2 separate regions of the Mus musculus genome follow, and region 1 is linked to region 2. The links are chromatin contacts, found by Hi-C or POLR2A ChIA-PET in ENCODE. All regions are on one chromosome and are shown on one strand. The core of a region is the stretch at or near the end of the contact, and the rest is flanking DNA. Distances in the headings are between cores, read along the strand shown. Region 1 overlaps Mogat1 (monoacylglycerol O-acyltransferase 1). Region 2 holds the start of Scg2 (secretogranin II).

The links. Hi-C counts contacts between places; a loop is a spot of excess contacts on that map. ChIA-PET counts read pairs that join two places held with the same protein, here RNA polymerase II (POLR2A).
Region 1: a loop to region 2 is called in a map of left cerebral cortex, with 2.9 times the contacts of the local background. The contact joins the enhancer-like site here to the promoter of Scg2 in region 2. A Hi-C loop is called at or near these places in 1 of 37 maps with a recorded cell type or tissue (left cerebral cortex). POLR2A ChIA-PET finds 5 or more read pairs at or near these places in 1 of 5 experiments (Patski).

The regions. Positions count from the first base shown.
Region 1 is chr1:78,536,361-78,539,859 of GRCm38, reverse strand. Mogat1 (monoacylglycerol O-acyltransferase 1) reads right to left here. Exons shown (of 7, transcript NM_026713.3): 7 at 1,687-1,916. The coding sequence ends at 1,762. Among named protein-coding and RNA genes, the nearest start is that of Mogat1, 27 kb to the right of the region's middle. Within about 2 kb of position 2,018, at least 3 of the 3 ENCODE cell types and tissues checked have a DNase peak (open chromatin) inside an H3K27ac peak, as active enhancers do; they include left cerebral cortex, where a contact is called at or near this core.
Region 2 is chr1:79,438,532-79,442,483 of GRCm38, reverse strand. Scg2 (secretogranin II) reads left to right here and starts at 2,458. Exons shown (of 2, transcript NM_009129.3): 1 at 2,458-2,528.

The sequences.
Region 1 (3,499 bases), core at 769-3,268, 900 kb after region 2:
GGCAAAACGATGGATTTCAAAGCTTTGGGACAACAGATCCTCAGATGGCGCGTGTGGAGCACCTGGGAAGGATCATGCTGCCCTATGTGAACCACTTTCCCACTCTTGCTGTCGTGTAGCATGATTTTTGTGTGTGTAGTATGTATGCATGCACACACATATGCATGGGGACATATGTGCATGGCTATGGCACGCACAACGAAGCCAGAGGACACTCTCTGCTGTCCTTCCACAGGGGCTGTCTGCCATCTTTTCTGAGTCAAGGTCTCTCACTGGGTTGCCCTGCCAGTGAGTTCCTGTGGTCCACTTTCCTTGATCTCCTCAGGGGTCGGATTCCAGGGACACAGCACAGTGCCTGGCGTTTCTGTATGTTCTAGTCACTGCAGCTCAAGTCCTTGTCCTCGAAAGCCTATCTCTCCAGCCCTGGCATGGCACTGAGCACATTCCAGGTTCTCTCCAGACTTTACACTTGAGAACTTGAAGCCTGTTAACAGGAGCGACCTGTGGTTGGATGGAGTTAATCACAAGCAGCTGTAGCGCAGAAGGTTTGGAAAGGTCCTTGGTTTTAGTGCCAGTCTCCCGCTCAGTGACTAAATAGCCAACACCTGACTAGCTTATGACAGTGTGTAGGATTGTCAATTATTGGTGTGGGCCAACTAGAGAGCAGGAAGTGTTCCCATTTCCTGTGGGTCCTGGCTTGTAACAGGTCCTATTACTATGGAATAGCTTTAGGAGAAGCTTCACATTATAGCAATGTTATTTGTTCCACCCACTGGGCAAGTACATATTTTATGCCCTGGGATCGCCCCAAGCTGTGCCAGGCACCAGGGAGAGACCAGCAAGCAGAGAAGCCCCGACTCTGTATTAAGTGAAAAGGCTCTTGGGGGAGAAGATTACAAGTGTTCCTGTTGCATACCACATCTCCAGCACCCTACAATGCATCCTAAAACAGGGCGATGCTATCTTCCAAAAAGACTTGCCTTGCCACTGCAAATACACCCATTTCTGAGTGTAAAGCGAAACGACTCTGGCCATTCCTATGGGATTCCAAGTGGCAGACTCATCCTGCTTCAAAAATGGCAAAACAATTCTGCACTGATTTAAGAAAAAAAATGCATTGATGTGACCTGAAAGACCTAGGTTACCCAGTATACAACTGACATGATTCGGTGACAAATGTTCTGTTTACGTAAGAGCCCTGTCTCTCCAGCTTTCTGTAAGCCAAGTTACACAGTCTCTAAATATCCAGCTGTGCCAAACAACAGCTGCCCTGCTCAGTGACGATACCACCCTAAGCCACAGAATTGCTCAGTTAGTGTCTAGAGGCGCTTTGAAGTTGGTATTTTGCTTTTGCTCTGAGCGCATGAGTAATTCTAAGACTTTTAGGAACCTGAAGAATGATATAGTCTCCCTAAATTCAGAAGATTTTTAAGTCTTAGTCATCTTCAATCCTGTGCTATAATCATCTAGTGTATTTTTATTTTCCACTGTTATGAACCAACCTTGGAGCCTTACCCATGGTAGGTAAGCATTGTACCACTTGGTCATAACCCCAGACCTCCATTTTCCTGTATTTTTATTTATCACAGTATAAAATAACAGCAGTGGTCTTCACCACTAATTCTTTTCAGCTGCAACTTGATTCTAGAGTCAAAACAAACAAACAAAAAACAAAAACAAAACAAAAACCAGAGAAATTATTTATTTATTTTCTCAACGATGCTTTCTTGCCTTCCTTTCTTATGCCTTGGAGGAAGGAGGTTATTTAAATACCAGAGTTTCGTGCTCCGGAATCCCATATTTCCCTTTGTGTTCATTGAACAGTTTCTTTAGCTCCTCTAGGTATGTCTGATGCAGCTCTTCAATCTGCTCTGAGGTCGGGTTCAGAGTCTGCTGAACAGGGATGGGGCGGCCAACTGTGGAAAACAGAGCACGTGTCATCCCTGAGGACAGCCACCACTCCACCCGCAGCCTGGGTCTCCCGTGGGCAGCTGAGCGCTGGGCTGCCAATCGGCTTCCCTCCAGCCCGCTGGCTCCAGTCCTCTCCTCAGCTCACTGGCTGCCTACCTCAGTCACACCATCCCACTCGACAACAAATAAAGAGTTTCCCTTCTCAGCAGACACTGAGCTGTCATTCTGTGGTTTGACTTCTGAGTCAAATGCGCTGCTGTGCCGACTGCAGCTGTGCGCAGAGTAGGCGTTGCTGCGAGCCACGTCACTCTCATTCTCCCCTGGGCACAGCTGACAAGCAAGACCACAGGGTTCTTATTGTGACTGACTGTGAAATGTTCAGGTCACGTGACATCCTCTATTATGACTTTTTAAAAAATATCTTTCAGAACAATTGAAAATGTCACTTACTTACAGCGAAGTCTCTGTGCGAGAAAGTCATCTAGTCACAAAACTGAAAGCAACCACAGCTCATTAGGAAAACAGTTACATAGGCTGAGCTACATTCCAGTTATTCACCGGAATCTTAGGCAGCTATCTTTTTTAAAAAAAGAAATAACAAATAACGTGGCACACACAGTGCCTAAAATGTCTAAGAAAAGTTGCAAAATGAAGTGTGATCCCATCTATAAAAAAATAAATTTCTAGGTGCACCAATATTTTCAGTGTACAAGAAAAACCTGGCAAGATCAACATTTTCCTTTGGGGATTGGGTCAGGGGTGGGGAACAGCACATTTATTTTACCTGTATCGTATGAATGTTCCCCCCCCCCAAAAGTATCTGTTTCATCTGTATAATTACAAAAATACCTATTGGTTGTAAATAAATCTGGCGGCTTCTGTACATATTTTAAAAGACGTTTACATAACAATCTCAGAATTTGGAAATTCAGAAATACAAGTCTTTGACGGCCTGTATACACTGCACCCCCTGCTGGCCTGGTGTTGCTATGCGCCCAAGGCCAGGATGAGCCGGGTGGTTAACTTCAAACCTTGAAGCAAACTACTCCTTCTGAAGTCATTCGCTTGGGCATGAGGACTGTGAGCGCCGCTGTAGGGGGGTGGGGGTGGGGGGATGCAGTACGCAAAGGGGAGTCGGGTGGGGGTGGGTTCCTTTGTCTTTCTTCAAGCTACATACAGAGCGAACCTGTGCCAGTAATGGAAGGTGGTTATTTTTTAAAAACCTAAGCAATCGTGAAGGAATAAAGAGGCAGCAAGTGATAAAGACCATGAATATGGGAGTTGAGAGGCACAGAAGGAAGGACTGACACTCCCTAATTGCTGAGTGTTTCACTAGACCGAGCCTCCAAACACTCGAGGGCAGTTTCCTTCGATCTTTACGAAGTCTGATTTATGCACAGTAGACACCAGTCCTTTGACACACATTAGAGAGAACTGGAGGAAACAAGCCAGTGCTGGCACATACCTGTAGTTTCAGCACTCAGGAGGTGAAGGCAGGAAGGCTGGGAGTTCCCGGGCAACCTTGGCTACATAGTGAGCAGGCTGGACCCATCTTAGTTTTCTCTCTGCCCTAAAGTTTCCTGGGCAA
Region 2 (3,952 bases), core at 1,209-3,708:
CTCATGTTACTAAAATGTCTCCTTGAGAAGCAAGCCTTGTATACTCAAGTCTTTTCAACCTAGTATGTGACCATGTTCTACCAACTCATTGTGAAGGATCAATATACACCAGTACATTGAATGTGTAGCCCCAGCATGTTCCAGTGAGGTCCATGTGAACTCATGTGATGCTCTCTCATCATTGAGGAAAATTAAATATCTTTCCCAGAGCAAATCAGTGAGGACTTCTGTGAAATTTTTTTCATAAGTTTTAAAACTATTTTAGTATTTATTTCATATTCATAAGTTTTGAACAATTCAACAGTGTTTTGTAGAGTAGGAAGTCTTACAAACCTAATAAAAGATCAGCTTAGGTCTATTAGCTGGAGGTCTCTCCTCCTCTTACTCATTACTATATAGATAGAGTCAACAACTAATAAGCCACAAAACTTTCTTTCTTTTTTTTTTCATTTTAGCATGTTTACTTTTTTGTTTTTTATTAGATATTTTCTTCATTTACATTTCAAATGCTATCCCAAAAGTCCCCTATACCCCCCCTCCCACCCTGCTTCCCAATCTACCCACTCTCACTTCCTGGCCCTGGCATTTCCCTGTACTGGGGCATATAATCTTCCCAAGACCAAGGGCCTCTCCTCCCATTGATGGCGGACTAGGTCATCCTCTGCTACATATGCAACTAGAGACACAGCTCTGGGGGGGGGGGTTGTGTGTGTTACTGGTTAGTTCATATTGTTGCTCCTCCTATAGGGTTGCAGACCCCTTTAGCTCCTTGGGTACTTTCTCTAGCTCTTTCATTAGGGGCCCTGTGTTCCATCTAATAGCTGACTGTGAGCATCCACTTCTGTGCTTGCCAGGCACTGGCATAGCCTCACAAGAGACAGCTATATCAGGGTCTTGTCAGCAAAATCTTTCTGGCATATGCAATAGTGTCTGGGTTTGGTGGTTGTATATGGGCTGGATCCCCGGGTGGGGCAGTCTCTGGATGGTCTTTCCTTCCGTCTTAGCTCCAAACTTTGTCTCTGTAACTCCTTCCATGGGTACTTTGTTTCCCATTCTAAGAAGGAGCAAAGTATCCACACTTCCTTCTTCTTCCTTCTTCTTGAGTTTTGCAAATGCCACAAAACTTTCAAAGCCTTCTGAATAGCCTTCTCTTTAGTGCTTTCCAATGTATATTAAAATAATCTATCTTTCATCCCCATTGATTAAAGCCTTCTTAAAGCCAGAAAACTATATTCATTTTTTTCTTTTCCCAGTAGTTCACAAACTATCTGGCACCTCATAAGCATCATAACTCAGTTGGTGGGTAGATAAAATTGGAATGTGATTGTTCAGTCAGCAGAGACTTTTAGAGGACCTCATACAACAAGATTCTCTCAGTTCTCAGAAATATATTTCAGTATATACAGGGTTAGAGGACTCACATCTTTAATAAAATAAAGTTAAAAATTTAGACCTGTATAAATTATTAAGGTACCTAATCAAGTTCCACGGCAAAGTACAGCCATGGTTATGAATTATAAATCCAAGAAGCGGTGGGTTAACTCTGACATTGTTCCTTGGATGGTTCTCATTCATTGAAGTTAGTCACCTCAACTTACTCAACCAAAACCTAGAAGTATTTCTGTGGTACTATGTTCTCTTGATGCCAAGAGGGCTCTAGGCATATGAAAATCTCTCAATCTCTCTCCCTCTCTCTCCCCCTTCCACCCCCACTCTCTCTCTTCTAGCAGTAATCCCTCCCTTCCTGGTAGGCAGTATGTTTTTTGGAGCACAGTTTCTTAGCTATCTCTTGCAACACCTGATTTTGCTGAAGATTTGAATGGCCTCATATAGAAGTATCAACAACTTGAGCGTCTGTGAACTCTCATTTTGAACACTGTGCTGAAAGAATTGGAGTTGATTCTCATTAAAAAAAAAATTAAGCATCTCACCTTTTTTGCTCAAACTAAACAGTTTTAAAACAGTTCTGCCTGGAGTCATGATATGAAATACGATCTATCATATTTGCAATGTTCTGTTCAATTGTGGCTGCACCAGGAAATGAGAACGTATTTCTTTATAGGCACAAATAAAAAGATAGTCATTATCTGTAAAATTCTTATGACATGGCAGCAAGCCCAAGAAACCTTTCTAAACAAGGCGTGAAAACGCAGAGATGTCCTTGCAATTAGTCATGTCTATCTGACAGATTTCTTCCTTTCTAAGGGAATTTGTGCTGAACATTTTATTTCGAGCCTCAGAGATAAAAGAAGGGGGAAGAAGCTGTAGTTTTTGCTACATAAGACAGGTGGCGTAAGCATGCAACGCTTTAAAAAAATATCTAAAGTGATTGTTTTCTCTCGGATTCTTTGAAAAAGCTCGCCTGCGCTGGGGTTTGAGGCTGAGCCGGTGACGTCAGCGTGGAATGCGGAGTCAGGCGCCCAGGCTCTCTATAAGCCGAGGAGCTGTCCGGTGCTGAAACGGCCCGAGCCCTCACTCAGCGGCAGAGAGGAGCATGCTTGGAGCCTTCCACATAATATAAGACAGAGGTAAGACTGCTTTCTCTTCTATTTACTGGAAAGTTCTCATTTGAGTGTCCCTCCCTGTTTTCCCAGATGAGAGGAAAAAGACCGTTGGCAAGCTTATATTGATAGAATAACCGGACAACCTGCTGCTTTTTAGGCAAGGATACTCTATACGTGTGTGCCGAAATGAGGGGCTCTGTGATTTACAGGACTTGTCAGAGAATATGCATTAACTATAATGTTACTGAGTAAAACTGTATGCAAGGAGAGCAGAAAAGTTGAGAATTTTAACGTCAACATGCCGATTAATGTAAAGTTAACCAAACCTTATGTTTTGATTCTTTCTCTAATGTGTTCTTTTTCTCCCAAGAGTCAGATATAGAACCAAAAATATAATTTTATATGCTTAATAATCTTAACAGACAGTTTAAAAGGATTCAAATGTCATCAATCATATGAGTCACAGAGGCAAAAAATTTAGATTTGTTTTCTTTCTTTGATATTCACCTTAAGGGAACTCTGAATTAATTATTAATTATTTTATGAACTGGTATATTCCAGAAGGGCTTATGTTATTATGTGCTAATTTTAGTCTTGAGAAAGCAGCTTAGAATAATTTTGAACATTGACATTTTCCCCTTTTCAAAGATGAACTATCACTTTGTGGGAAAGGTTCATGTTACTAGGAATCACAGAGAAATGATAACTTTGAATCCAGGGAAGAAAATATATAGATCGGTATGGACTGTGATTGTAATTTTTATGCGTTGGTTGGAAAAGCTGATATGTTACTTGCTGAAGAGGTTGATTGAAGCAAATTTATTTTTGTTTATCCTAACTAGGTGGGTTGTTTGAATCAGATTTACTCACATGTGTTGATGGTTCAGTGTCAATGTTCCAGCTGATTTCATAGGAAAGATGTTTTTTACTGTAAGGGGCATCAATAATAGCTGTCTGAGGAGACACAATGTTCCTACCATTTAGACTTCAGAAAATTAAATTTTAAATCAAACACTGTGTAAGGTGTTAGAACTATTAAAGCCATCTTCACTGCTTGCAAGAGCAGCTCCTAGAGAAATGAAGTCCTTTGAGTGTTAGAAGCAATAACGGTGTCATCTAAAGTAAACCAGAGTCAGCGACGAGTCGGCCATGCATGTTAGGCTGTGGTTCAAACTGCAATGTGCATTCTTTCTCTAATTCTACAGAAAAACCTCCCTTCAAAGTAGTGGGTTCTCAGATAATCACGTAATCCATATGCTAAGATGTGTTAAGAGTATGTCAAGATAATGATCTTAAAGCAAATGCACTCAATATGGCTTTCAAGATAACATTTAACATGACAGTAGTGAAAGCTGATTGCCAAAGCTAAATCAATCCTGAAGTAATATGAAATATATTATATACATATAGAACCCTTTTTATTTAAACTTCATTATATCACTCACAAG